Linked DNA regions of Mus musculus: region 2 is linked to region 1. Evidence: chromatin loops called from intact Hi-C (ENCODE). Cell type or tissue: left cerebral cortex. All regions are shown on one strand. Links, peaks and the distances in the headings refer to the core of each region. The heading gives the core; the rest is flanking DNA.

Region 1 (15,657 bases), core at 2,501-10,500:
TTTGTAAATATATCTGACATTCAAACCGATATCTGTAAAAATATACCAAACCCAAAACTCAAAATAAACTGAAGGTCACACCTTAACCTTTTAAAATTGGCTTCCCTCAAAAAAAAAAAAAAAAAAAAATTGGACTGCAGAGATGACTCCTCGGTTAAGAGCACTGACTGCTCTTCCAGAGGTCCTGAGTTCAATTCCCAGCAACCACATGGTGGCTCACAACCATCTGTAATGGGATCCAATGCCCTCTTCTGGTATGTATGAAGACAGTGACAGTGTAGTCACATTAAAAAAAAAAAATCTTTAAAAAAAATTAGTATGTGTGTATCTAATCATTACAACAGTGTTTTACAACATGAAATCTGTGTGTGTGTGTGATGTGTATGTGTATGATGTATGATGTGTGTGTGTGTGTGTGTGTGTGTGTGTGTGTGTGTAACTAGCTTCTGTTGTACCTATACAGTCAATTCTGTGCATGAATTAATAAGCATGCAATTGTAATTACAGTCTCAAAATTGAATTCCAAGCTCAAAAATTCATGATTTGGACTGTGGCTATAGCTCAGTATCCGAGCACCGCCTAGGCTGTAGGCAATATTCATTACTTTAAAATGTTTTTTGAGTTTAAGAAAAAAAATTGAGTATTTTTTTTAACGGAGAGAAGCAAATTGTAGGACAGTTAAAAGATGTCACTTGAGAAGCAATGGATCTCAGGTTGTAAATAGGGTCCTAAAGAAAGAGAAATAAAGTAGTAAAAAAACTTCGTTACTTTTGTATATTCTTGGCCAAATTTAGCTGACTTAGTACCGCTAAAATGTATTTCCTCATTATAATTACCAGATTTAAAAAAACCTTTTCAAGCACAGCCGAAATAGCTCAGTTGGGAGAGCGTTAGACTGAAGATCTAAAGGTCCCTGGTTCGATCCCGGGTTTCGGCAGTGATTTTATACGGCAACACAACCACGTGTATCTAATTGAATTTCCTTGTTAACTCCACTTGTAATACTCCCTTATGTAGACATCTGTGTCCTTACCCTTTGAGGTCAGCGTGTGTCGCCTGGTTTACTCTGAACAGAGCCTGCCAGCTGATTTGGGGCTCCAGCTCAGGCTTCTCAGGTTGTGTTCAGAAGCTCAGGTCACAGTCTGGACCCTTTTTGCACAGAGGCTTGTCCATCTGAGCTAACAATAAGTAGGACCCGGATGGAGTACAGAAAACGAAGGAGTCCTTTTCTGGTTTAGGTCTACTCTAGCGCTATCACTCCAAATGAAGCACTCCCGATTAAATGTGAATTTCAGAGAAATGACCCTTTAGAATAAGCAGTGTCCCAAATTTTGCGAGGAACATATAAAGCAAGTATCGTTGTTTCCGTGAAATTCGGTTGTAACTGGGTGCCCTGTATTTTCATTTGCCACATTGAAAACCACCATTACACAGCCTCCTGTCCCAGTTCAATGTTCATTCACTTTGTGTCCCAGCAAAGATACCCAGACACCAAGCACTCGAGATAAACTGACTTAAGCTGACCACCTAAGCTCTACCGGACTGTGGTAGGAAACGAGAGATTCTGAAGGCTTTGGATTGGATTCTAATACAAAACAACAGACAAACCCAAAACGTGCTACGGTGATGCGTCAAGCAATGAAGCAACGCTCAGTGGAGTAAGCAGAGCCTCCCGTGTATTCGGGTACCAGGCTGAAGCACGGGCTGAGAAGAATCAGATCCAGCAAACCCCGAAGCTTCCGGTAAACCGACTCTTACACTTCCCAACCTGTTAGTCTGCCAAGAGGCTAGACGATAAGGTGCCTTATTCACCACATCATTAGGTTCTTGGATGGAAAGATGAGTCTCAGTCAGAGACTCTTGAAACTCAAATAAGTGATGGCTAGAAAAAAATCAAAATGGCCATCCAATAAACTGGACAGTTCAAACTTTGGATGATGGACGTCACATGAGTCAGGAGTAGTTTTATGCGTCAAGTTGGCTGTGTGATAGTGACTGGTTAAACACCAGTCTAGATGTTATTGTGGTGTGTGTGTGTGTGTGTGTGTGTGTGTGTGTGTGTGTGTGTGTGGTGTGCTTTTAAAAGAGATAACAGGGTCAGCAAAATGGCTGAGTGGGTAAGGTGCTTTCTGCCAAGCCTGATCCGGCCTTATTTCCCAGGTTTCACTTGGTGGAAGGAGAAAACTGTACCCTGACCCTCACATAGGCACTGTGGTATGTGTGCACACCCCCCCATCCATGCATAAATAAATGTAACTTTAAAAAAGTAAAAACTAGAAATGATATTCAATTCAGCCCACTTCAAGCAAGGCCAATTAGTCTCCGGATGTGGTTTGCTCCATGCGCTCATTTGAAGCCCTTAAGAGCAAAAATGAATTTCTAATGAGAAAGGAATTCTAAGACCTCAGGTTCAGGAATACCTGCCTGGATCTTTGGCTGACTGCCCTCCTCCTGTGCTTGGAATTGAGACTGCTTCATTACATCCAAGAATTTGTAGCTATTTAGACTGCCAGTCTGCCCTACAGAACTTTCCTTTTTTTTTTTTTTTTTTTTTTTTAAATTTTTGAGGATATCCTGTATGCATACAATGAAATATGATCATACCTATCCTCCATTTCCCTTTCCAACTCTATATCCCTCCAACCCATTCCCACCCAAGTTTTCACATCCCTCCCTCCCTCCTTCCCTCCCTCCCTCCCTCCTTCCCTCCCTCCCTCCCTCCCTCCCTCCCTCCCTCCCAGTAAGTCCAGTGGGTTGTGTGCATGAGTGTGAGGGCTCATGCACTAGAGCATGGGAAACCTCCCAGTGACCACATCTTCAGTGAAGTTTGATTTCCCCTCCTCCAGCAAGAACCCACTGCTGATTATTTCAGTGTGGTGTAGGGCCTGGAGATCACCGATCTGTCTGGCATGGGATTTTAGGCTGTCTTGATTTCGAGCAGGCCTTGTGTGGGTAATCACTGCTGCAGTGAGCTCATGAACTCAATAGCCAGGCTATGTTCAAGAGATAGCATTCTGAATGTAAAACACCCACAACTGTTTGAACTAAATTCTTAAAATATATCTCTGCTTCCAATTCTATTTTCATCTCTGTCTCTGTGTCCAATCAGTTCTGGGGATCTGGAGCAACGTGACAGTTTGCTTCAGCATCTCTTGCACACAGGTAAGGGGAAGGTTGGGATCTTTTAATAAAATGGGCATCGTTCATGCCTAAGGAATGTTGCACCTTTGCCCTGGCCATGTTTCAGTTCAAGGTGGAGGGAGGAAACCGGTGAGAAGCAGTGTGACCCAAGCACAAAGGGCATAGAAGACAAATGAATGACCTCACTCAACTTAGAAGGCATAGTTTAGATGCCTTTATCCACCCACTCTGCAGGATGAAGCTTTGCCAGCTGTCACAGGGAGCACCCCAGAGAAGATGGCACTTCATCTACAGTCTCCAGTGTGTAATAGGGAGGAGACCACGTCACACCCATACTGCTTTGGCATAAAGGTTATTTTGAGTCAGGAAATTCAGCAACCAATGCAAAGCAGGACATACACGCACAAAGGTTTCTCTCCGCCCCTCTCTGTCTCGAAGGACAAAGGTTGGACAACTAAAGATAAACTCTTATTGGCTTGCAGATTGGACCAGAGGAATCTACCCAACAGACTTCCTTAGCTATCTTTATCTACCATTAATTTCCTATATATCTACGTTTCCACGATGCGTTCTTCTGGAGACACGAGCTCCTTTCCCTTTTTCTTGTCACTCATCCTAAAATATTTTATTATTATTAATTATTATTATTACTTGTTGAAGGTGCTATATATACTAGAACTTAGGGCCGTTTCTTGAAGAATCACCCACTCTCTGGGTATCTCTTCCGTGTCTCTGTGAAATTCACGTGTTAATACACTTGTTTTCTCTTGCTTTTTCCTTTTGTTAAAAGAACGTCATCTGAGAAAGCAGCAAAACAGGGATTATTTTTCCTCTTTCCCACGTGTTTGGGAATAAGGAACAGAACGGGAGGTGACATTCTATTTGGTAAGAGAAGAGCAAAGGCCCAGAGGACTGAATGACTGTAGCAAGATATGCTATGAAAATAAAATGCTGTGTTATCAGAGGAGCGAGTAGGTACAGAGAGCCCTTGGCGTAGAAGCTGCGCGTGCGCAAGGTCGGGCTCCTGACCGTGGCAAGTGGGGGCGGGGGTTGGTTAGGCTCGGACTTCTGGTATGATAGGTGGGCTCCTCTTAGATGTTGTGCTGCGTACTTGTATTTGTTTGAGCTGGGCACCCGGGATGGGTAGGAGGAATCGAAAATTGTGTGTTGAAAGAAAGGGCGTCCTGATGGCATAACCCCTGGTTTCAGTTTGAGTTTAGGGAAAGAAACGTGTAGTGTGGCAACTGTTAGCAAGAGGCTTCTGCTCATTTCATACACTTGCAGAACTCAGGGTTTACAGTGAAGGGAACAAACTTCTAAGTGAGCGGCATATTTAAGAAGTCTGTATCCAGACGATAGGCAAACGCACCACTCCATAAATCCATTTTGTTTTCTTCCCGCTTTCACGCGATCTCTACCTAGAAATTATATGAGACACGAAGGAGGGGCCTAGTAATCCTTTACATTACTAGCACAGAAAAAGTGATAGGAGTCTTCACATACAGAGCTGAGCCAAGCAGCCATGAGCCCGGATAGCTCAGTCGGTAGAGCATCAGACTTTTAATCTGAGGGTCCAGGGTTCAAGTCCCTGTTCGGGCGCTGCTATTTTTCTTTTAAAAAAGTAATTAGGACAATTAGATTTAGGGTGCCAGACATGTCTGGCTAAAGAAAGAAATGTTAAAATTCTGGCGAGCACACCACAAGCTCGACGCATTCTTGGGAAAGAGCTCGAAAGTTCGAGATACACGCCAGCAACCGCTTTGCCTCGGTCACGCGCGCGCGGCTGCCTCTCGGTTTCCCTATATTTGTCCTACCCCGTCCTCAGGGAAAAAAAAATGCTTCTCTGGGAACTGAAACCCCACGTAGAGCAGCTTGCCTCTTCACACCAGGTCCAACTTCTCCTGTTATGAAAAGTGCTCCTGATTACTGGGAGATGGTGAAGCCGAGGTAGAGATGTCTGTTAGTGGGAAAAGGGGGCACTTAAGGGCTGGTACAAATCTAAGAGTCAGGGCACGTCCACGTCAAATTCATACAGTCTCATCCATTTTCCTGCAGGATTTTTAAGAACTTGGCTTGTAAGCACAATAAGTTTGCAAGCCCTGAGGTGAAATAGTTTTCCCTGGGAGGAGAAGACACCGCTTGTTTAATGCAGATTGAGTCTTCCTTGATTCAGGTGGGCTGTGAATGAAGCCGACCTCCTCAATGCGAACAGAATGAGACAGGCGCCCTCTAAGGACAGCAGAGATGGAGGTGGAACTCGAGAGTGAGGCCGGGTCTTCACCTGGCTCACAAGGACGCTTCACGCAGGGTCCACACCGATCCCGCAATGACCGCCTCGTCCTCACTGACAGCCTCCTCAGAAGTAAAGGAACAGTTATCTTGCCTTCCTGTGATAACTAAACGAGCTTAGTAGAATCCACAGGAAAGCTGGTGTTATGTGATAATTACTAAGAGCTTTTACTCTAGTGATGAAATGCAGTTCAATCCAATCCAAATAAAACAAAAACATATACCGAAACGGATGTTTCAAAGAAGCATGGACACTCAAAATCACAGGCCTATGGCCCCAAGACTTGGTTGGTTGGTATTTGCTAAAGGAATGGCTCTCTGGTCACTCATCCAAGGAAGAGGGGACAGCAGGGTGAGATTGGGCTCTCTGAAAGTCACCATGATCGGATTCTGGGGGAAGAGACATTCATTGACTTCAGTTCTGTAGCCACCAAGGCACCCACTAAGTTGTAAGAGTTCTATGTCCCTGGTCACACAGACCAGGTCTCAAAACCGGCAACCAAACCGAAACACAAAACAACAAACTCAGAATACATGAATGTGGGAGAGAGATTAACTGGTGGGCTGGGAGGGAGACCTGAGAGGCTAAGGGGGTTACAACAATCAGAATGCAGTTCATATATATGTGAAACCCAAAGTACATATCCAACTAGAGTTGTACAAAGTCATTATCATCGCTCCTCACTCTCATCCTTTTCAGGACAGGCTGATGCAGAGCACTGACTGCTTCCCTTTTACTTTCCTGCTGCCTCCTTTCAGCTATAGTTTGCATGCGCCCTTCGCTCGAAGTTGACAAATTAAACACTGAAGTTTATCGCGACCCTGACCTTTTAGGCCTCGGGCAAATTTGGGTGATTGAGAGCAAATTGGTTACTGCGTTTAAGAATTATGATCACCCCCAAGACCTGACACTGTTACGGAGGCTATGGAGCACTCACAAAACGGGACCTAGCATGAAAGCCTTGCGAAAGACCCAACAAGCAGCTGAAAGAATCAGATGCAAATATTTGCACCCAACCAATGGACAGAAGCTGCTGCCCCCCTGTGGTTGAATCAGGAGAAAGATGGACGAAGCTGAGGAGGAGGGCGACCCGGTAGGAGGACCAGCAGTTTCAATAAACCTGGACCCCTGAGATCTCTCAGATACTGGACCACCAACCAGGCAGCATATACCAGCTGATATGAGGCCTCCACCACATATACAGTAGAGGACTGCTGGGTCTGGGCTTAGTCAGAGAAGATGCACCTAACCCTCAGGAGACTGGAGGCCCCAGGGAGTTTAGAGGTCTGGTGGGGTGGAGGTGGGGGTGGCGGGGGTGGGGGTGAGGACATCCTCATGGAGACAGGGGAGCGGGGAGGAGGTATGGGAAGTGGGCCGGGAAAAGAATAAAATCTGGAGTTTAAAATTAAAAAAAGAAAAAAAAAAAGAAAAAGAATTATGAGCAAGTCGACCTTCCAGCACACGTTGAGGGATGAATGGGACCGTGAGACCAAGCTATACACACTAGGTACTCTTTGGGACCCTGGATAAGGGTAGAGAAAGGGTAGAAACTAAACGAAGGTAACCCAGGACACACCTTGACCTGACAGGAATTAATTTTGTTACTGTTCTTAAAATTGCAGAACTAAAAATAGTACACCTTTAAAAATAAAATTAAAAATTCAAAAATTGGAGGTGAAGTGACCTGAATTTTTTTTAACTTTAAATTTGCTTTAGAGTGGGGACGGGGGCTTATTATCTGTGCTGAAATAGCTCAGTTGGGAGAGCGTTAGACTGAAGATCTAAAGGTCCCTGGTTCGATCCCGGGTTTCAGCAAAGTTTTATTTTGTTATTTCTGTCTTTTGTTATTTCCTTCCCAGTACAATAGCCATCCTTGTGAAGACACAAAGATTCTCTTTGGAAAGAGAGGCAAAGAAACATAGGATCCTAGCTGGGATACATGGCTCAAAATCTTACACGGTGGAAGCTGACACGTCGACAGAGTATTATGGCAAACCAAAAACCGATTGCATCAAAGTTCACCCCAGGGAACCAATGAACTTATTAGGGTTATTTAGAGATCTTGGATGAGGGTTATGGGCAGGAGCATGGGTGACCCCCAAAGCAGTCGCATTGCTTGGAACCCAGCCTGGCTCCTCAATGGCCCTGTAATGTGGAGCCCGTTCCACTAATCTCTTCCAGCTGTATGCTCTATCTTCTTTCTGAAGTCATTCGCAGAGTTGTATATAACCGATGGGGTGGGGTGATTGGAAATTCAAAGATCCCTGCCTCCTTTTCTAGGAGAACAACAGTCAGCAAGTTCAGCTGTGATGAGATATAGTTGAACTCACGAAGATGGTGGCAACTTGGCTCGGGAGATATGCCCATACAACACATGCCTGCTGCACCAGCTGACCTCTTGGGTCTGTTCCCCCAATCGCCACCTTATGTTGTCCCTTTGCTAAGCTTTCAAGTTTCAATGACAGGTTTGAAGCTAGTCCTGGAAGTATTTGCCTACACAGCCAAGTCTCTTGCTAAGTCGGGGCCCATCAGAGAGCACAGGAAATCTGGCTAAGAACGTAGTCCTAAGTGGAGACTATACATTCTGTGTCTTCATTTGAAATACAGATTTAGTAGCCTAGTTCCCAAGCTTCGCCTTTAATAAGAGGCATCAGGAGACATTCTTCGAGACTACTGATGTACAGTGTTTTCTGGTTGTATACCTACAGATGTTTTGAATACAAAAATCTCACACAATGTCATGTAACAACCACTTTCCAAGCAAAACCCAGCCGCATGACGTCTGTACTCATTCTTATAAATTGCCCCCTTCAAATAAGGGTAGGTTGGGTCTATATTGAAGGTCTTTCACTTATTTAGTCATACCGGAAATACAGGAGCCTAAAACAACTTCCGCCCGAACAGGGACTTGAACCCTGGACCCTCAGATTAAAAGTCTGATGCTCTACCGACTGAGCTATCCGGGCTCTTAGCGAGTCCTTTCTTCAAAGTCTATCCACAGTTAAAATTAGGCCTAGAGTCCTAATTCTTTCCAAGTAGTTGAAAACCTTTAGTCTTTACTACTAAAAAAAAAAAAAAAAAAAAAAAAATCACGATAAGCAGTTATGGTGAAATCAAGTATATCTTTCTCCTCTCTCATCATATGTAGCCTATAAAGATTACAGTTACTGGAGGTTTCTATTTTGTGCATTTCACGAGAGGAACGCCCCATATTTTGTACCCTATGGTCAGGCCTCCTGAGCTGTTGGAGACATTTTTTTTTTTTTTTTTTTTTTTCTGATTCCGGGTTTTTTGTTTGTTTGGCACGCTAGAGCGCCTTGTGGGTGTATAGCTTGAACTGAGGTTTGCATTCGACATTTCTTGAGCGTACACTGAGTTCAGGATCTCGGCAAGCTTGTGAGGCTTGGTCCTGTGTAGGGTCGAACCGACCGCCTTCCCTAGCCCCCAGTCGCGCTCTGAGGGACGATCGCAGGTATTAGATAACCGCAAACGAGTTAGGCACTTCTTACAAAGAACTTATGGGACCCTAAACATCTGCTGTCGAGTTCAATTGAGAATGCTAACACCGTGACTCCTGGAGAGGGGCTGCCTGGCCAGGCGGTCAGTTTCAGAGGAATCAGGAGCCTCATGCGTGTTGCCCTTCGAACCTCTGGACTGACCGCCACGCCCAGTGGGAGAGAGTGTGATTCACAAAGGATGTGGAGTCCGCGCAGGGTGAAGCAGAGCGGGCAGATCCGTGCCGGCTGTCCCCAGCGCAGACCAGAGTGTCAGGCTCCAGGGCAACGAGGCCACTCTTGCTACCTGTAGAGACGCAACCCGAGCTGCATTCCGTTTAGCCGCTCCCCATCCTACTTTCGAATGCCCCGTGGTTTGCCCAAGTCTGGATTGATCCTAACAGATGGCCCGCAGAGATGTTTGGTTAGCCGCTGAAGGGTTGGGGGGGATATTCAGTCTGCCCTGTCTTTGTGCTCACCGCAGCCTATCTAAAACACCTTCAGATGATTGAGCGTCCTGTTTATTTTTCTGCAGTTTCTCTCTTCTGTCACACCTTACAGTTAAAGACCCTGTTTTTTATTTTTTCCTTTTAAAATATTTTCCTTATACATTTTAATTTTTAAACTCGCCGCACGCCAGTTTTCTAGCTTTCAGAAAGACACTCGGCATGTGGCTGGGTCTGGAACGTAAAGCTGTTGTGTCGTGTTTTTCTCTACCTCGTGTCCTCGGCTCTTTGTTTGGGTCCTAACGTCATAGGTGCTAGGAGAATATAAAAGGAAAAACACATTTACCAGAAGTGGGGTTCGAACCCACGCGGATATAAATCCATTGGATCTTAAGTCCAACGCCTTAACCACTCGGCCATTCTGGTACCTGAAAGAGCTAGATTTTATTTACCAGCAACTGGAGCAATACTGCAAGATTTAAAAGTTTTCAAAGAACCGTAAAATAATATTTTTTACTCATATAAAACAAAACAATGAAAAACAAAGTCACAGGGGAGGGAGGTTCGTAACCCTGATTATACCTCGCTCATTACTTCATTTCCGCATACAATAGCAATGTGATTGACGCTGGAAAGTGACTGAGAAAGCTCGCTGGTGGTAGTACCAAGATTACTGATTCTTCTATGGTGACGGACACTTGAAACGACGGCGATAACTTTCCTTTTTTATTTTAATGGGCATGTCAGGCAGGATGTTTTAATACTCATGGACTTCGGTACACTTTTCCTTCTTCCTAACTCCGGTCTTTTGTTCTTGCGTTATAACTCTCTTATTAAAATAAAAGCGACTCTGGTGGGACTCGAACCCACAACCTTTGAATGCCTCCATTTGTCTAGAAGTCCAATGCGCTATCCATTGCGCCACAGAGCCAGGTGTGTTTCTGTCTCCGTACTGTCTACATCAGAGCAGGAGCGTCGACTCGGGGGGACGAGCTCTCTCTTCCTCCATTAACCGTGGAGTGTGCAGCCGGAAGCGAGCAGCCGGGAGCGAGCGGAGCGGCGCCACTAGAAACCCCAGGTCCTGTTGGAAGTTCTCTGCGCAAGGTACAAAAACATCTTGATTCCAAGTCCCAGCGTCACCACAGTTCTACATGTAGTTAGTTGATATGGCATGCGACTCCTCCGCCCGGTTCCATAGTGTAGCGGTTATCACGTCTGCTTTACACGCAGAAGGTCCTGGGTTCGAGCCCCAGTGGAACCACGTGGTGTGCTAGTTAATTTTTTTCAGGTAGTTATTGCTGTAGCCTGTCTAGGTTATCTAATTTTGTTTCTGACGCATCTAAACGGTACTTTGAAGTCTCCTTTTGAAAGCACCCGTTTGTTTTCGGCGTTTAGAAAAATCTGTGTTTATTTTGAAATACTTCTTTAAGGGCAGATTACAAACTTTTCGTTGTTACCAGACTAGTTTTTAATCAAAGTTTTCTATTTTCATTATCCAATCTGAGAAGACCATTGTGGCACGTGGTTCCATAGTGTAGCGGTTATCACGTCTGCTTTACACGCAGAAGGTCCTGGGTTCGAGCCCCAGTGGAACCAGTGTAACTTTTCTTTCGTTATTAAAGCTATTTCAGTGTAATTCCCCCCCCCCCCTCCCCTCCCCGGAGAATTTGGATTTTGTGCGCGAGCTATTGCCGGTCCGCTGCCGGTGTGACTGCCCCCTTGTGGCCTCTTCTGGGATGTGCCGGTGAGGGGATTGTGTCTCCTGGTGCCTGCGTGGCTTTCAAATAGTAGGTCTTGGGTGTCTGATTCGCCTTGGGCCACTTTTAAAAGTTGCTTCCATTGCCTGATGAAGCACGCCTACAATCTCTGCTTTAAAATAATTAAAAAGTTGCTACTATCAGTGCTGATTAATTACAAGCCTCATATTGATCTTATTGATATACAAGTACATATTGAGAAATTATTGTCAGGCGCAAGGGAAGAGATTAAAAATCCTCCCTTTCATTTTTAATAGTCAGAAGTTTCTTTTGTGACTCCTAGAAGTATCTCATTATTGTTCTTCACAAGTGCGTCCCCTTACGGTGCACTTAGTAGCAGAAATTTCACATGGACCGAAGATTTAAACATTAGAAGTGTTTTGTTACGTGGTCATCAGGAACAAACAGCACAATTTTTAGAGCGTAATTTCAAAATAAGAACAGATTTTTCCAAGCAGAAAATTTAAAAGCCGGTAAATGATAACTAAAAGGATGGCGAATTTAACGGCGTAAAAACTTTCAATTTCTGTATTGGCACTGAATATCAGAAGACAAATAACAAAGTTGGGAAACGTGTTTGCAAAGCCTGTTCTCCCTGGGGTGGGGAGGGTCTCCGTGGTGGGATTGGGGTGGGGAGGGTCTCCGTGGCGGGGCTGGGGTGGGGAGGGTCTCCGTGGCGGGGCTGGGGTGGGGAGGGTCTCCGTGGCGGGGCTGGGGTGGGGAGGGTCTCCGTGGCGGGGCTGGGGTGGGGAGGGTCTCCGTGCTGGGATTGGGGTGGGGAGGGTCTTAGTGCAGTTCACGCAGGCAATCGCCTACTTTGGTAAAACTGCAGCGTTCGTGAGTGAGTGCGCAGTGACTGTCACGTGCAGAAGCCTACATCATGTGTTCTTCCTGCTTCCTCTTCAGAGAAGGTCCCTGAACCCTTGGGGTGGGTGGACAGATGAATCACAACCAGCCACGTATCTCAGCACTTGGCTGGTCAGCTTCTCTGAGTGTATGGCCGGGGCAGAGTTCCTAGCTAGAGTCTGGGTGTGACCCTTGAGGGAGTTACCTATGTGTCCTGTCCCTGTTTTCCTCTCTGCAAACGTGGGGGATAACCTCTTGTATGATTCTCAGGAGGGTTTGGTGAACTGACTCTCCACCGAGTCAGCAGACTTAACATCTTTGCTAATACTCTGGCAGGCACACTTGACACAGTTTGAGGACTATTTTGGTCTGTTTTCCCTTGTAGACATTTTTTTGGAAACTGCTAACTGCCAAATATGTCAGATATAGGTGCGGTGGGCTCATTTCTTTGGATTCTCTTTCTTCTTTATACTTACACTTTTTCTTTCCTTTTCATGAAATCTCTCTCTCTCTCTCTCTCTCTCTCTCTCTCTCTCTCTCTCTCTCTCTCTCACACACACACACACACACACACACAGATTTACGCATATATATATATATATAAATACAACACTGAGTATGTTTGCTGTTGTTTGTATACCATTTTGGGAGTGACTGCTTTGTCACTGGATAAGCAAATACAGGGAGCCTCTTTCTCTTTTTCTCAGTAGTCATAAGCAGCCTGTAGTTTTTCTGTCTAGGGCTAGAACCCCATCAGATTTTTCCTACCTGAGACTAGTAAGATCTTAGATTTTAGAGGGGAATCTAACGATACCATTTTACTAGGCCAGCATAATTCCTAACCAATTCTAAACACCTGTCTCTATAACCATAGAGTTTTCACCCTTGTCAAAGATGCTTCTCTTTGCAGCAGATGGAGACCCTTACAGAAAACCACAACTGGTCAAATACAGTAATTAACCGTAGGGACCCCAGCCCCAGTGGATACGGCTCCAACACAGCTCTCACACCTGAAGTTCAAGGAACATCAAAGAACAGGAGAGAGAAATCTTGTAAAGGTCAAAGGACCAGGAAGTCTGCTGGGAGATTGCCTCTCCTAGGCAGGACAGGAAAGCCTTGATACCTCCACAATATGTCTCTCTACACAAGACAATGAACAATGACAATGTCAGGTAACATTGTCTTTCCTTTACGTGTGTTTCTGTGTCCCAACTACCCTTTTGATAAGAGAACCAATTATAATGGGTCAGAGTGCATTTTAGTGACTACACCTTAACTTGGACACCTTTCTAAAGGCCCTCTTTTTCAATAAAATCTCAATTTGGGGTTCAGTTGTGATTTCAACATACGACTTTGGGGTGGACATAATCCAAATCAGCATAAACTGTCCAAAATGAGCATCAGAGTCGTCTTCTGGAGAAACTCCGTAGCTTGGCTACAAACACATTGATCTTTTTTCTTTATTTGCATCACCCAGACCATTGCCAGAGCTGTAAGCACTTTTGTAAGCAGCAGATTCATTGAGCACTTCTCATTCCTGGAAGGCGTCTGCTATCTCATGCTTGGACTTGAGTAGTGCCTCCATATCTGGTCTTGTCCTACTTCATTCAATACTTGACAAACAACCAGAATAACTTCTCAAAATGTAGGCGTCACACAGTTCTTCATCTCCCACCCCCTGAAAGCACCCTTAGACTTGGTCCCCACGGCCACCATATATTTTTGCTTTGCTTTTGTTCTTTTCTGGTTGCAGTTTTAATGCATCCCTAAAGTCCACGTGTTTGAAAATCGGTTCCTAGTGCAATAGCACTTCCTATATGGGGGTCTACTGGGAGATGCTTAGGCCATAAGTGAACACAGTAATATTGGTTATAAAGGGGTTTGAAACAGCTAGTCATGACACCAGATGGGACACCTGGATCTTGGGCATCCCAGTCTGTACAATACGAGCCCAATACATTTTTGTTCACTGTAAATTATCTAAGGCTGAGGCATCCTGTCACAATGGCACAGAGTGAACTCTAATGATTGATTTCGATCATCAGTTTGATGGGATTTAGAATCATCATGGAAACACCTGTATGAGGGAACTAATTGAGGGTGTTAATAACAGGTTAATTGAGGGGAGAGAATACACCTAGCTGGGGTCCCAAGCTGAATAAAAAGGAGAAAGTCAGCCAAGCGCTGACATCAACCACTCTCTGTGTCCCGACTTCAGATGCATCGTGGCTGCTCTCCTCAGGCTCCCGCCACCATGCCTGCCCTACCAGATGGAAATCTACTCTTGCACTGCAAACCAAAACGGACCATTCCTTCCTCAAACTGTCCTCGCCAGGCACCTTGTTAGCACAAAGTAACGAATGCACAAACTAACGTACCGGGCACTACGATCTTCAGTAAGTTAGTCATTACTCTATCTCCTCTTCCTCCTCTACCTCATTTTCTTCCTTTAAAAAATATCCTGCGCAATTTCAATTTTTAAAAGATTTATTTTCATCTTAAATTCTGATTCTCTGTGTTGCGCATGCAGCATGTGTGCAGTTGCCTATACAGGCCAGCAGAGGGCGTGTGTCTGATCCCCTTAAGTTGGCGTATAAGGGGGCTGTAATGGAAATTCCAGTCCTCATGATAAATCAGTAAGTTTTTACTGCTGAGCCATCTCTACAGCCCCCACTGTCATTGTTCAAAAATTTATTTATTAATTTATATTTATTTTACATGTATGGGTGTTTCGACTGGATCAACTGTGTTTGTACCACATGCATACCTGATGCTCGTGGAGGCCAGCAGTGGTCATTGGATTCTATGAAACTGGAGCTTTGGATGGTTATGAGCCACCATGTGGCTTCTGGGACCTGAATCTGGGTCCTCTGCAAAAAGTCCTAACCAATGATCTATCTATCTCTCCAGTGCTTCCTTCACCTCACTGTCATTCTTAAAGGCCTCCTACCCCCCTCCCCCACTCCCTCCCCCACCAGGCACTTTGACTTCCCTCAAATGCTTTCTTGACCTCTATCCCTGGGTCACCAGGCTGGGTCACTCCTCCCTTCCAGCTCTCTTTCAGTTTTGTGTTGCCAAGGGTCGAGGCCTATTGGAGAAGTGGCTTTGAGAAGCCTGACTGAATTTAGACGGAGAGACAGACAGTCATAGTTCTGAGGCCTCAGCCTGTAAGAGGCGCGCTGTTCACTTACATGAATTGAATGTGTTTCTGAGCCAATATACTTTTAAAAAAGTGATACTGTAAAAGTTTGATATTCTTATGAAGTACTTTAATTCAAGTTCCTTTGTAATTCAGTTTCATTGATCAAACAAAGAAAGGCCTTTTTGGATCTTGTCTTTGAAGGTCTGCCAACAAAGCACAGACTTACTTGTGGGAGACCGCCTTACTAGAGAACGTTTAAGCTTCAAAAAAAGGACTTGTCATAGAGAAAGATGTAAAGTCAGAAGCTATCAGGTATTAAGAAGGTTCAGGAGAAATATCTTAGTGGTTATTGGTTAAAAATGTTAAATGGTACATAAAGACATGACTTATATACAAAAACCTCTGTGTACCTGAAAACCTCTCTCTCCCCTCTGAAGACATGGTGAAGAGAAAAAGGTGAAGGAAAACAAAATTCACTGACAACACAAAACATCCCCAGGGCCTTCAAAGACTGAGCGTCTGAGAGACCCTCTTGTTGGCT
Region 2 (15,657 bases), core at 6,702-14,701, 400 kb before region 1:
TTCAGCAGTAAAATGGTGTTGACAGCATGAATCTTTCACAAGATCTGACAGAATGGCACCTCCCCTCTCTCATCACCTATTCATTCATTATCCTGGCCTCAATTAGATCTGCAAACAGTCCACAAAATGTTGGCCAACGACTATCAAAGTCATCAAGTAAAGTCACCATAAGGAAAACATAAGAGGTTTAGATGAGGAAGTCAGGAGAAAACCAAGAAGGGACAACGACTAAGGGTTCTAGAATAGACCCTGGGACAAAAGAAGAATATTCATGGACAATGGATGAAGTCAATGTATTGGCCTGACTAAAGCAGAAATCATTGACACAACAGAAGAAAAGGTTGATCTGTGGATGAATCAAAGGGAGAAACGTAGGAGGGAAAAAAACCTGTTACTGAGCTGTAATGATCAGATAGGAAGCCACGGTGACCCAAAAACTCAATTCTGAGTGAAATTCATCCACATCAGTCTACAGGAGAGCCATCCTCTGAGAAAAGGACCTTCATTACCTCCTTACCCCAAACATGAAGCAGGCTCAGAGGAATATCCAGTCTATCACCCTGAATGCCTCCAACAATGTCAGATCCTAAAAACGAAAGTGTTCCTTTCCGCAGTGCAGTCCACTGTATGACCTTGCACGATACAGGAAGTTCTAGATCATTTGGGTGCCACTTCCTAGACTTTTCCCTAAAGCCAGGAAGCCACTAAACTCATGAGCTCAAGAGATGTCATGAAAGTGTAATATTGACAAGAAATATTTATTTGAGCTACATGAAAATACCTTCAAGATGACATAACTGCCCTTCCACACTAAGACCTTCTCTGATAACAGACAGAAGAACAAAGTCTACCATTGACCTCTTTTTCACAGTATACAGAAATGCAGCTGGGTTAAAAACCCCCTTCTGTAGCCTTGCCATCTTATTCCCCACAGAAGTCCTACTTACAAACAAAGCTCCTACAAATGGGTAGCCAGATTCTAACAGGATGGAAAACACTGAGGTAAAGTGTAGATTGGAGGGAACAGATGCCAAAATGATTCCCAGAGCCAACACCATCACAGCACACATGATCTGGATTGCCTGTTGAGAGAAGGGAGATGGTGATTAAAGCAGCAATGACAAGAAGGACCTCTCCACTTTTCCCATGGTGCCTAGGCATTGTCATCTACAACATCCCAGTGAGCACACAGACACTGTACAAGTTCTGCAGTGAGAGAGGAAAGCTCATTCTGGTGGAGATGTAGTTCTGCTAGAATGTTGAGTCACCTTCAATTATTTCTGTCATGCTCATGACCCCTTCTGGCATCTTCTGGCTGGGGCTGAACTTCAGTGCATAGTTAGGAAGTCTCCTGCTCCCTCTTGTGGGATGAAGAGGTATCTGAAAGCCCACTCACTGAGAACTGGAATGTGGAAACCTCTCCACACATCATGCAGATCCCACAGAACACCACATAGGACTAGCCTCTCTGCCCTGCTCCACAGCACCTTCAGTCCCGGTGTCCGGTCTGGTAATCCCTTGCCTCTATATTAAAAGGGAAATTTTATCTTCCTGATGCCCTTCTTTACCTCAAGACTCACAACAGTTGTAATTTTGATTAAGCAAATTTATAAATGTTTTGTTACATGAGCTTCAAAGAAATCCAGAGAATTAAATGTATGTCTAAGCTAAGACCATCAGTTCCATTAAGTTTTGGGACTGAGTAACACAGAGGCCCATGCAGTGTGTTTCGTAGAAACAACACTGACAAAACACCTTCATCTTTCCTCATAGCACAAAATATATGTTCTTTCTCATCTCCCTGTACCTAAAAGTCTTGTTAGTATGTCCTGGAGGAGCACAGAGAAATGAACCAATGGTCTTTTTTTTTTTTTTATCATCTCTTCTCACTAAAGAGGAGAAGGATGTTCTGTACTCAATGAGCACATAGAATGTAGCTACAAATGTTTTCATAAATAAAATACTTAGCAAGTACTATCCAAAAATAATAATGATAAAAAAGAACAAAATCTCAATGGCTGCTGGAATAAGGTCATTGAATTACAGCGCAAGCATGTTAAAACAGGGTAAATACTTGCCAGTTTGTGGAAAGTCTTAGAGATGTAAGCAGCATTCCAAGGGGCTTCCACCAGTCTACAGACCACTCTGTGATCACTCTGTCAAAACTTAAGGCTTCCCACCCCTAAATTTATCTCTGGTCCTAATACATAGAGCCTCTCCCTCTGCCCTCCAACCACCCCAGGGTGTTCTGTGTGGAATTTACCGCCATCACTTTGATCTCAGCCTTTAGATGTTTCTTCAGGCTGTCTTGGCTCTGGTGGGAAGGCTGGGGTTTGTCTGTTTGGGGAAAGCTGATTCCATTTGGTGAAATCACTGTGACAGTCTCACTGGTCACTACTTGTGGAATCATGATGGAGCTTCCACGGCTGGAAGAGAAAATGGACTTAGCTCTTACAAAGAACTGCACACCCATCTTCCCACTCTCAAATCTGTAGGTGAGTACCTTACTGCATTCTTGACTTATCCTCCAAGGGAAGAAACTAGAAGACTAAAGAAAATGTAAAATCCCAAACCTTAGATTCAGAAGGATTTTTTTTTTCTGCTTGAGATAGAGGGTTGTTTTTAGACAATGAATATATACATAACATGACAACTCCCACTGATCCCAGTGAACAGAGCCAAATGTTTACATAAAACTTGTAGATTGGAACTGTTGAAATGACTCAGCAAATAAAGGCATTTGACTTCAAGCCTGAAGGTCTGAGTTCGATCTGCTGGACCCATGTAGCAGGAGAGATTCATTGCAAGCTGTCTGTGACCTGCAGATTTGCCTTAACACACATTCACCTGCATGCATACACACATATACACACAAAGAGCTATAATAAAAAGACTTTCAAAATGTAGCATTAATTTCCTAGTTGCTATCATGTTTGAGTGCACTGTCCCTTATTCTGATGAGTTTTATCCTCAGGTTGTTCTACCAGTCTTGAGATATAATTAAAATTTGATCTTCAATCTTTTCCAATTTATGCTACTACTCAAACTACTGAGAGCTATTTGTTCATTGTTTGTCTCATAGTGTTATTTCCAGCATATTTCATCATAGTTTAGAACCCTCACAGTAATTCTATTTGTTAGTAATGTCATAATCAAAAAAGAATTTCAGAGGTAAATTTTGATTCATGTGTGAAAATAACACATGATTTTATAATGACATAGGCTTGATGCTAAATAGATATTTAAAGTTTTTGTTATTAACCAGTTGCCTACACACAGTTGGGTGCTGGATCCCAGCTGTCTCTGTCTCTGGTTCCTCACCCTATTTTCCCACCTGCCTGCGGCAGCCTGTGTCTAAGTCTCCTCAGTGTGGAGAAGCACCTGAATGCAGAGTGAGAAGCCCTGGAGTTGTAACCTGAGGTTCAAGATTAGAACTGTGCCCTTGTTAGGAAGAACCAAGTTGCCTGTGGAATTGGTTTCTGAGCTCAGTTTGCCTCTCTTTTCTGTTCCACTCTCAGACCTTAGACTGCCTAATTAGTGAATGGCTTAAAAGCCTTTGCAGGTACAAGAGCTCTGCTTTTGTTAATTACATGACCTTAGGACAGTGACCACCAAGATCATGGAACTAAAACCAGCCAGGACCGATATAAACCCAATACCCATTCCGTTTGCCCATTTAGTTCTGAAGTGTCCCAGTGTCTCTATTGCTTCCATAAGCACCAGCAATCTCTTACAGTGCAGTCCCAGAAATAGAGTGCTGTACAAAGGAATTTCTCTTCAGGGTTGCCTACCTGAGCCTGTGCGCCTTGTCACCCAGTCACTTCCAGCTGAGCTCTCAGAAACCCCAAGAGCTTTAACTATGGGTTTTCTCAGTCTGATCCTTGGTTCCTTCTTGTGAAGTTCTAACTGTCCCAGCCCTTCCTTCTTCTGTGCTCACTGCACAGGAAGTGGCGCTTACAGTCTGGACATGTGAATGTGCCTTTACTTCCTTTTTCATAGACTTCCAGTAACCAGGAAAATGACTAATTGGACCAGTTCTGGGAGACTTGTAGGTTACTTTTCCTTCCCATAAAATATCATCATGACAGCACTGACATTTTTATCACTGGTTTGAATTTTGTGTCTCTCTAATTATCCTAGATCTAGAATACACATTCAGTGGCAGAGCTGAACCTGCTGAGCATCTCAGAGACCCTAATTTCTGATCTGATCCTCAGTGTGCATTATGCTTACGTGTCTATTGGGTGCCAATGGACAGAGTGAACCAAGTTGTTATGAAAACTGACAAAGGTGTTCTTCTTCCGAGCTGGTTTGCGTCTGCGAAGGATAGCATTGCCTTCAGATCCTGACTTAGTGTCAGTGGAGTTCTGCACATTCCATCTTGGCCCACAATGATATGAGTATCACAAAACCAAGCAAAAACTTCCGTTCTTCCCAAACTTATGAGTCATGAAAGTTGTGGCAGAGATGGAACAAGGAAGATGAACAGAGTTAGACGTCATATTCCCCAAGGCCAGTGATCTTGTGGTGTTAAGTAGAATGTCAGTCAGAGTAGCTTTTCTCAGCTCTGTAACTACTCCATGCTAGAGGGATCATGCATGGGGTTAAAAACTAAAATCTACAGGTAAATAAATAATATGCTACATTTATAAAGGCTTTAATCAATGAACTTAACAAAATATTTAATGATTTCTGCAAAGCTCAAAAATCTAGATCACTATTAGAATACAACTAAGTTTTTCTTTGGTAGTTAGACAGTTACCAGGAAACACTTCCAATCAAAAAAGGGGGGGCAAAAATAGACATGAATACCCAATGGTCTCATGGGCACTGTTTTTTTTTCTTTTATTGATTCTTTGCAAATTTCACATCATGTACCACAGCCCCACTTACCTCCCCCTCCTCTGGTACCTGTCCTCCACCCTTGCCATCTCCCCCCAGCAAAGAAAAAAAAATCTCATTGTGGAAGCTGTAGTGTGTCACAGTGTATCCCACAGTATTCCCTTTTGTCTAAATTTATTTGCTTGAAAATATCTGTTGCAATGATTCTTGGTCTGGTATGAGACCTCTGACTTCTGCTATTCTATCAATACTGAAACCTCACTGGGACTCCTCTCAGATATCCTGTTGCCCTGTGTCATGGAGATCTTATAGCTTTGGATCTATAGGACCACTCCCTTCATACACTCCAGCTGTTCATCGATGAGGTAGATATTGGGGTGGGTCAATTCAAAGCCCTGAACCTGGGCCTGAGAAGTTTATGAGCTTGTCAGATCACAAGCTCTCAGGCCCTTGGTGCAGCTCACTGGCAAATGCCAGTGAGGGACAGGACCACTTCTCACACTCTCAGAACCCTGGGGCCAGCTCTCCCACCTGCCATAGATGGCAAAGGAAGAGGGAGGGAGAAGGTATCTCTCCATCACCCACTCTGTCTCATGGCAAGCTAGTTGCAGACATGTTTACACCCTTGGGGCCCACTCACTGGCAGACCCCACATCCGGGTCAGCTCTACTGTGCTGACCAGGTGAGGTGCAGGTCTCACCCTAAGTGCTGCATCTGGGGGTGGGGGTAAGTCTAGCTCTCCAGCTCTCATGATCCCAGGGCCAGGTCTTCTACCTGCCAAAGGTGGTGAGGGGAGAGGTAGGAGGAGGCTGTCTCTTCCTTGTTCCTGCCACACAAGGGAGACTCCTATGCTCCTATCCTTGAAGGCTGCTCACCTGCAACTCCTCAAGTGTGGGCCCTACTCTTTTGAGAACTTGAGCTGGCTAGGGGCGAAGTCAGCTTTCCTGCTCTTAGCCCACCAGAGCCAACTCTCTCAAGATGCTCAGATGAGACCTCAGATATCAAGATGTCCCCAATCAGCAGCCCAGACCAGAGACATCTGCTTAGCCTTCACTCGTGACAGACTTCTGCTGCTGTAGGGCCTCAGACCCAGATGTGGTCCATGGCAGCTGCACAGGCCAGGACCCCACCATGGTCCCAAGTGGCATCACTGGCACTCACATCTGGCTGTTCCTCACTACCCTGGAGTCTCCAGCTCTGCTTCTCTCCATTGTGCCCACACCCTTCTGTTTCTCTTTCTCTTCAATTTCTCCTCCACTTGCTTGCTCCTTTTGGTGGTGCCAGGGGTCTCTGAGCACCTGAGCATCTCAGGAGTGGTCTCAGGAATGCCAAGCCTCAGTTATGCACTATGGAACCAGACAGGAATCATCTCGGTCACGGTCTACAGGATCACACGTGTGGGGCATCCAACTGATGATCATTTCAGGCTGGATGCATGTCCAAGCCCCATGACACCAGTCTTGTGGTCATCTTAGGCACACTCCTTGACCCCTACCTCCCAGTTATTCCTTCTTCTATCACAGGCTTACTCTTTCCCAGGGTGTACAGTCCCATGTGGGGTCCTTCTAGTCTCTGTCGTGCTCTCCACCCTGGGAACCCATCCAGTCCTGCCTGGCATCAGACTGGTGATCATTTCAGGCTCACTTTTTTCAAGGAATGTTAGGCTACTAATCATTCAGATGTTCAAAGCTCAGAACACTGAGTGCAGACCTAGTGTAGACCTAGTATAGACCTAGCCTCTTTCCTCTCTGCCACCTGCTGACACACAAGTGACACACCAGAAACTATTATTTTATTATTGGCTATGACTTGTGCCTGTCCCTCTGGATCCAGGGGTCATAAGGTTAGTGAGCAGCTCTGGGGCTTACTAGCCACTTCACTCAGAAGTCATCAAACTCTGTAGGATACAATTGGCATACTTTTTGCACCATCTACTTCATCCCATTTCCTGATTTCAAGCCAGAAGAATCTTCTGCAGGTCTCATAGTAAAACAATGGCCAGATGTGCCCAGACTGAAAGAGAAGATGGATTCCTGATGTGTTTTCAGTATCCCAGAGAAATTTATTGTAACAAGATGTTGGAGTAAAATCTAGAAACCTCTAGAATTCTCAACATCATGGAATGTTCTATGAGGTGGCATATTTTGAAACAGGGATTGTGGAAAGAGCAGCTTTTCTTTAGTCATTGTGCCACCATTAATGTCAGGATGTCATTCAACACTCTTCACTAATATTTTCTCTTCATTTGTGTGGGGCACACCTGTGTATAAAATGTGATACCACTTCTGTGAGATGGTCAATGTCTTAGCCAGAATTCTCTAGAGGAGCAGAACTGAGAGAATGAATGTGTATGTATTATATATACATATATTTATATATTGCAAAGGGAAGTTATTAGATGAGTTTACATGATCCCAGCTAAGCAGTTAAACAGTGCAGAGGAGACGAGTCACTCAGCCCATGAAGCTTGATGTCTTCACAGTCTCAATCTGGCACTGAAAGCCTGGGGGATTCCTGGAGATCTGCTAATCTTTAGTCTATGTTGGAAGGCCAAAGAAGTTGGGTTCAGTTTGGCAGCCAATAATGGGAGCAGCAGCAATAATAACAGAGCCGATGTGCAAAACTACACCAGCAGGTGGCAGCACCTCTTCTTTCCAACCCTCTATTTCTGTATTGCTGTGGGAAGATATTGCCCACTTACAATCAGGGAGAGTATTCTCCATCCAGTTAATCCTCCTTTGAAATCCCCTTAAAGACTGCCCTCCAGAATCTCTCTTCATTGGTTGCAGATCTGATTAAGTTCACACAAAAAAATATGTTTTTAAAGATTTATTTATTATTATATCTAAGTACACTGTAGCTGTCTTCAGATGCACCAGAAAAGGGCATCAGATCTCATTATGGATGGTTGTGAGCCACCATGTGGCTGCTGGGATTTGAACTCAGGACCTTTGGAAGAGCAGTCAGTCCTCTTAACTGCTGAGCTGTCTCTCCAGCCCTCACACAAAAATGATTAATCGCCATAATGATCAGTTGACTTTGATTCTATCATAGAGGATATTATTATACATGAACCTAGAATAATTAGGTGTGCCAATTCAAAGAAAAAAAAACTCAAAAGAACTTGACATCTTTGCTTCCCTGTTTTCTCAAAGTACACTACCATTCATTCTAAACCAGTAAAGAAATGAATTCTGCCCTGTGATCATGAAAGAGAACCAGAATCACTATAGGACACGGCAATCCATCCAACAGCACAAGCATAGCCTACAACTTATAAGCAAGCACTTGACAAAACTATATCCCTATCTTGACACATGGATGCTGAGTGTCAATAAAGATGTGGGGGTTTATTTAAGTTTCTAGGTTTGTGTAACTGATTACAATGCAATAGAAAATGCTTGAACCAAGCCTACCAGGGTTCCAACAGGTTACTTTGCATCCAAGGAAAGAGGGGCACACATCAACACAGAAGTCTACTGTACTTTAAATGATCACAAATAATTCCTACCCTAAAAATAAATTCATACTGAGGAATGTAAGAAATGGAAGTCCAAGTTCCAAACATATCCTCTAGATCACAAGACCCAAAGAGAAAAGGCCCTGGCCAAAGTCTGGAAGTGTGATTCTTTGCTGCCTGTGCCCCGGACTACTCGATGCCCAACCCTGCCTGCCCTTGGGGGTTGGAGGTGAGGTGACACGGAATCAACAACACAGAGGTCGCAGGTGCCATTCCTCCTACAACTCTTGTACCTGGGTCCTTCGAGGGCTGGCTGTAAAGATGCCTAATTGTTCTGAAGTCACTTCTAGCTGTCCATAGACGTGTCTGATTGCCAACAATTTTCAACTTGGTTTTAGCTCAACTCTCCTCTTCCAGGGGCTGCAGAAGAAGGCCTGTCAAATGCTGAGGAAATTTTATTTATTCCTCTTACTTCAGAAATATAGAAGCAGACACAAAGTAGGAAACTAAAGTCAAGGAACTGAGATGAATCTAGTTCCGTGGTCTCAGTTACTGTATTTACCACCTGGTGGCTGACTTGCTCTCATCCCACCATCTTCGGACTTGCATCTAGAAGCCTGCCTACAGCCTCACATACATGATTCTGCAAGATGACCAGTCATATACCTGTGCAGAGAGGCCTGCCTGAAACAGACAAGCATGTCCTCATATTCATCTTTGGTCAGTCAGGATGCCTTTAGAGAAATGGTGTACAAGAATGAGTGAAATGTTTTCCCTGCCTCTTCTGTGTGACTGACAGTTCTGGGTGATTTGAACGAGAGGTTAAATGAATCTGATGTTACCAGCAAAGCCTCACGGGGTGCTTCCGTATGTTCAGCTTTAAATGTAGGAGGGAAATATTTTCTGCCACACAGTTGAAGTCCTGACTTCTGGAAACATTTTATTTATTCAGTCACTGGGCTGAGATTTACTCACCAATTTCAGAGTTTTTTCCTAGATGCTAGAATCAGAGTGGCATGCAAAAAAATAATTCTAGACCTCTTAAGGAAGACAAATAAGGAAATGAGAAATGTGATGCCCCAGTGTAGGGGAATGCAAGGATGGGAAGGGGGGCACCCTCATAGAAGCAGGGGAAAGGAGGATGGGATAGGGAGTCTCGGGGGGAGGGGGGAACCGAGAAAGGGGATAACATCTGAAATGTAAATAAAGAAAATATCCAATAAAAATAGGAAAAACGAAAATGAGAAATGTATTGTTCATTAGGATTTCATGATTAGAACAGCTTTCAACTCAGCCTCATCTCCGAAGCTTTTCATCATGTTTCCGTAATGCATTTTTGTTACATAATAAAATGATTTAATCAAGTTTACACTTGTTAAATTGTGAAGAAAGTCTGGTGCATTCTAAACAAAATAATGTATCGTGTTTCTGTTATCTTAATTGGCAAATGATAATTATGTACATATTGGAGTATGTTGAGCTTTGATGTCTCTGGGATGACTTATGAGGATAAATAAAGTACCCATCTAGTCAACTGATTTTAATGAGATATTTAAAATCTTCTATTTTAAGTTTCTAAACATATTTTATTTGGGAAATGATGACCAGAGTATACAATACGATTCTAAACATTATTCATCTTATGTTGCTGAAACTTTACATTCCTTAGACAAGTAGTTCTTCATTTCATACCCTTAGGACTTCTGGCCACCATAACTTGGCTTCTTTCTGTCCTCCAAGTTTGCTTTCTTAGATAAGGACATGATGTTCACACAGTGTTATTCTCTCTGTGCCTGGCTGATGGTACAGATAGATGCACTAAGGAATACAGTTTAGCATAAAATAGTAATTTAGTCCTATTGCTAAATGTTGAAATTGTGATTGCAGACATAACATCCACATTCATATCTTCTAATAGAAATGACTAACAGGTCCTTACATCAGATGGACCTGATGATATTTGCCTATAATACTAGATATTCGGAAGGCTTAAGCCTTACAAGTTCAAAGCCTGTCTGGGCTAGAGAATAAATATAAGGCCAGACTGGACAATTCAATGAGATCCTGGTTCAAAATAAAAATTAAAATGAAGACTGAAAATACAACTCAGGGTATAGTGTTTGCCTTCCCTGTGTCAGGTCCTAGAATCAATCTCCAATACAAAATCCCCATATAAAGAAATCTAATAAATCATTGTAGAAAGTAGTACTTATGACATGACTTTTTGTATGCTCGTTATTAAGAAAACTGTTTAATAAACTAAAATACAATAATCATTGTATAATGCTTTTCAGACACAAGAATAGATTTTGGTGCTGGATGTCGAACAGTAAACAAAATATATGTTGTTTGTGTTAGCCGATTCTGAAATTGCCTTTTAAGGCAATTTAAGCAGTTCTCCTGTAAAGGGAACAATGTGTTAAGCTTCCCAGTAGAGGGAGCAAAAGAGTTGTTGTAACAGCAAGAGGATTCCTGTGCTCTCTGGCACCAGGCACAGGCCCACAGCATGTCCATTCCAAGCCTGCATCCTCAAATTTGTAATGCAGATACCTTCTGGTCAAGAAGAGCAGACGCTCACTGATGCGACCAGCTTCATGCGGGTTCTATTGACAATCCGTGGGCTATCTGGAGACAGCCAGCCTCCTGTGGCTGTGTGCTTTTCCTTCCTGTAAACCTCATGCACTCTGAAGAGCATAGCCCCGACTTGCCCCAAACATTCACTACACAGCAGTGACACTACTACTGATCACCCACTGCAAATAATTTGTTACTTAACTGCAGACGCATTCCAGCCTGGATAAATCTACACACTTCTTTCAAGTAGTTAAACCACACTTTCTCCAGGAAACAAACCCATTCCAAATTTGTCCTTCCCCAGGATGAACTCAAGCCTCAGATGCCATCTCAAATTTCTGTTACTATTTATCATTTATACTTCAAGATGTTAAACATACCCTAATAAATCTACTCTGAGTTTTCTAATTGGCCCCAGACTATCAAAGGTGCCTTCTACTCCTCCTCTTTCTTTTCCTCCTTCCCCTCCTCCTCCTTCTCTGTGGGAGTGCACATGTGCAGCAGTACACAACTATGCATGAATGCAGAGGCCAGAGGCCAATGTTGAGATCTTCATCAATCACTGTCCACCTGTTACAGAATTTCAGGGGTGGAACCTTTGAATCTGGCAGGACTCTGGAGTGAAGGCACCTAACCTTTAATATAGCCTTTGTCAGTGATGGTTATCTGAGATTTTATGAGGCTATCCCTTGGAAGGTTTCTCAGAGCCTTTGCTTATCTTAGGTCAGAGACGACCTGGTGAACCACAGCTGAGACTTGCTTAGGTGATGATAACCCCTAGATCAGATAAGAAGTTTTGGTATGTGGAAATTGACTTGCTAAAAGTACATTTTGTGTAACAATAAACAGAGCTTCAAGGGTGCTGTTCTCAGGGTTCAGCACCTCAGAAGCTTTCCTCCCCTCTCCCCCACCCCCCACAGCCGCTGAGAAGCCTGAATTCATCCTATAGTGGCTCTCTTTCTTTGATAGATCATCCTTCCCATGTAAACCTACCAACACTGACACACCCTATATTTTGAGTCAGGCTGTCTCACCAGACCTGGAGCTCATCAATTTGACTACACTGGCTGGACAATAAGCTCCAAAGTCCCTCTTATCTCAGCATTCCCAGCTCCTCCATGTTGTATGTATGTGCCATGGGCATGGATATTTTATATGGGTTCTGGATAAGCTGAAATCAAGTCTGCCTGCTTGTGACATAGGCACTTAACTGCCTGAGGCGCCCCCAGACCACCCTTTGATTGGAAGAACACCACCAGAAAAGATGCTTAATCATAACATGATAGTGCTTAAATATTAAATATTTTAGAACATGAGGGGACATACTTATGTCCTATACTATGAACAAATGAGAAATAAAAGAGAAAAAAGGCAAAAGATCATATAAAAACATGAGATTATATATCTAATCAAGTTATGACTAAGAAAGGAAAAGAACCAGGAGAGATAACATTGCTTTTCAATGTGGTTCCTCTTTTGGAATAATCTACAGGAACACCTTTTCTAAACAGGAAGTAGAATTATCTTCACCATCATTATAATGAACACATAAAACCAGCCCAAGATGTAAAAGTTGGACAGGCATTATGCAACTTCACAAATGCCGCAGGACATTTTCACAAAGACACAGAAGAAAGACTACCTGGAAGCTTGGTGCTCACCATTTTTCTTCTTCTCTTCACACTAACCTCCTCAGTGCCAGCCAGAAACCCTTCCCTCTAGGGACAAGCATCTGTTTCCTTCCTGAGGCCCCATGGCATCCTGAATTTCCCTCTCTATGGTAAAGTTTTTAATGCAGTGACTGATAGGTAGGAAAGAAGGGGATACACAGATCACCAGTAAGAACTTAGAAAACATTATCTAATCCTCATGCTCACTTTTTTTTCCCTGTGAGGCCAGATGAACCTTTCTCATTCCATATTCTACCATATAGTAAATGGGCTACATGAGCAGGTTGGTATTTCTCATAATAGTTTGGCTAATGTTCTGGATGTAATTTATAGCGTGTAATCAAATATCATGTATCATATCAGGAGAGATTTGTCAGGGGAAAAAGAGAGAGAAAAGAAAAAAATGTACACATAATGAAAACATATTTGTTCTTGAGGGGTGGGAGGGGATGAGCTTTGCCGTGGCCAGGCTTGCATGAATTGCTGTTGCTGCCAAGATGGCTAGCCAAACAGCCTAGGTGAACATAATTGCCAGCTCAGCAGGAGAGCCTGTCTCACGGCAATGAGGTGGACAGCAATAGAGGGAGATAACAGATGTCTCAGTCTGACCTTAACACAGAGACAACACACACATAAAATAAAAATAAGTAAATAAATACTGTGTTAATAAAAATCTAGGCATTTAAAGCAGCACAATCCGCTGGCGTCTGGGAAAAGAAAAACAACTGCTTGGGTTTTCTACATTGTTATTACAGAGCGGAAGTCTCAAAAATATTGTGTGGGAACAGATGTTTAAGTGTGCACAGGAAGATAGCTAAAGAATGGTTGGATTTGGCGCTGCGTATATTTATCAAAATGAGCTCTCTACCCAGATCGGCTGAATATAATGTTTTAGGTTGGGGGTTAGGGAGGGCACTAACAGCTCATTTAGTTGACTGACTGGAATGTAGCTGAAAAGATAGTGACCTACTGTAAGCAAATTGTGGAGTGCCTGATATGTCCTGGGTTATAGTAAGGGAAGGGATTTGAAGGCTGTGCACTCCTAGGCTTGGCTGGTGTCTCCAAAAGTTAAGGTCTTTGACCTCAAACAGAATACACCACAAGCTTCCTTGATTCTGGAGGCTTGGAATTTAGACTAAACCACGCTACTGGTGTTCCAGGGTCTCCAGGCTGCAGACACCCTGTAATGTGACTACATAGCCTCTGAAACCATTTGAGTTGGCACCCCTAATTAACCCTCTTCTGTATCTCTCTCTCTATTGAGAAACAAGGCCCCAACTTTCCAATAAAAGTTCACTTCAAGTAACAAAAGTCTGGCAGTTTTGTTTTTCGCTCCTACCGAATGAATCACCAACAGAGAAAGGTCAATGTAGCTGACACATGGCTTTTATATTCCTAAACAGAATCCTCTGCTGCCTGTCTTCACCATTGGCTGGATGTGTCTGTGGAGAGCAATGTTCCCAGTATTGTTCTTACTCAAACCCACCAGCTTATTTGTTTAGTTTGGTTTTTTTTTTTCCTTTTCTGGTTTAAGTTCTGCACTCTGAGAACTCAGAATCTTATCTAATATACATGCTGGATCTCAAAAATCCCTCTTCCTTCCTTATACACGGGCTCAGTCATGTAGCAGACTGTAATGTTTTAGCTGTAAGACAAACTAAAAGTACCCAAGCAAGCAGGCACCAGCTGCTGGAAAAGACAGAGCCCAATGTCACCTACCTATTTAAGGGCTGATAAATTTACATCTATCTCGTGTACCTCTGGTTTGGAGAATTGTCCATTTATATTTCATTTCTTACACCTATCCATCTGTCTATCATAGACTCTTGTTGGTTGTACCTCTTGAATGAACCCTGCATGATACAGGTTCACCAAAAGAAGCCACTTTCTCCAGTTCATATAGCACTTGAATTAGCATCAGTTCCATGCTAATACATGATCCATGTTAATAACATATTCACACCCTGCTTACCCAATTTGTTAACAAACAACGTGTGATAGGTAGTACAATGTCCTGTTTTCTGCCTTCAGAGTTATTTACATACAATTCCACTGGGAAAAGACTGAGGAAGAAGACTCCAGAAACTGTTCTTTGTCCTTGGCACCATTTAATCAATTGTTTTAATGTACATGGTTCTTTTTAAAATGAGTTTTCTTTATTTCTGAGAACTTTACAAATGTGTACAGTGAAATATGATCATATCCACCATCGATTTTCTTCCTCAAGACTTCCCTCATATTCTTTCAACTTCATTTGCTAATACAAATATCAAGTTAAATAACTCTGATTTACTGGATAAACACTGCCTGAAGATACATAAGGAGATCACACGCACAGTTTACTACCGTGATAGAGTAACTGTGAATTGAGGATATGGCTGTGTGGAGAGACGGATGTAAATGAGGCGAGCCTTACATGAAGATTTAGAAAAGTTACCTGTCCCTTGGACACATGGAGAACACACCAACTGATCCCAGCAAACAGATTTTTCAACATCTCTTTTTGTTTCTTTTAAAAATCTTAATAGGAGCAACAAAATCATTTTCTCAGCTGTTTTGGGGGTGTTTGTTTGTTTGTTTGTTTGTTTTTCCTCACTACCTTCTATTCATGGTCTGCTCTCTGGGCACCTTTGCAAATGTTCTGGTCCTCTGCCCACACCCTCTTCAGAGTTAGCATTCATTTGGAGTTGCTATTTTCTCTTGTCTTTCCCAAGCCTACATGCACGGTCTCTGGTGGGTAATTATTTTCGCTTTGTCTAACTTTTCCCCACTATAGGCATCTGCTGGTTAATGTTCTGTAATATGCTTACCTGACTTGTTAGGGTTTCTACTTTTGATCCTTACTTTCCCCTTCTAAGTGTAGGCATGTGGAGTTTGACTGCCTTAGTTCTATCTCAAAATAATTCTCCTGGTGTCTTCCCTCCTTATTTAATGATCACTCTTATACCCATCTCAGAACAAAAGTCTAAAACTGAGTTTTAAGTTGTCTCTACTACTCTTCCACCATCCAGACTTCTACATTACTGCTTCCCTCCCCCTCAATGTTATTCATTTAGTTTTATTAAAGAATCAAACACTGAATATATCAAACTGCTGTTTGTTTAACTATCC

The links. A loop is a pair of places that touch in the nucleus more often than their neighbours do. Peaks named below come from ENCODE experiments on the same cell type or tissue, not always from the same donor. Only the 100,000 strongest peaks of a DNase experiment are listed, where the experiment ranks them.
Region 2: a loop joins it to region 1, with 5 times the contacts of the local background. A loop is called at or near these places in 8 of 42 quality-filtered maps.

The regions. Positions count from the first base shown.
Region 1 is chr19:12,001,372-12,017,028 of GRCm38, forward strand. It overlaps n-TKctt29 (a tRNA gene), which reads left to right and starts at 4,668; the gene lies at 4,668-4,740. n-TFgaa2 (a tRNA gene) reads left to right here and starts at 7,174; the gene lies at 7,174-7,246. It overlaps n-TKctt30 (a tRNA gene), which reads right to left and starts at 8,397; the gene lies at 8,325-8,397. It overlaps n-TLtaa4 (a tRNA gene), which reads right to left and starts at 9,797; the gene lies at 9,715-9,797. It also overlaps n-TRtct1, n-TFgaa6, n-TVtac1, n-TVtac2 and Gm31151. In left cerebral cortex, for the core only: CTCF peaks have their summits at 5,366 and 6,471 (motif pointing left); DNase peaks (open chromatin) are centred at 3,105, 3,433, 4,238, 4,698 and 10 more places; H3K4me3 peaks cover 4,277 bases; H3K27ac peaks cover 4,978 bases.
Region 2 is chr19:11,600,883-11,616,539 of GRCm38, forward strand. Ms4a2 (membrane-spanning 4-domains, subfamily A, member 2) reads right to left here. Exons shown (of 7, transcript NM_013516.2): 7 at 14,638-15,657. It overlaps Ms4a6d (membrane-spanning 4-domains, subfamily A, member 6D), which reads right to left and starts at 3,922. Exons shown (of 7, transcript NM_026835.2): 1 at 3,792-3,922; 2 at 2,264-2,426; 3 at 948-1,082. The coding sequence starts at 2,410. It also overlaps the pseudogene Gm24599. In left cerebral cortex, for the core only: CTCF peaks have their summits at 7,478 (motif pointing right) and 10,738 (motif pointing right); DNase peaks (open chromatin) are centred at 7,468 and 10,776.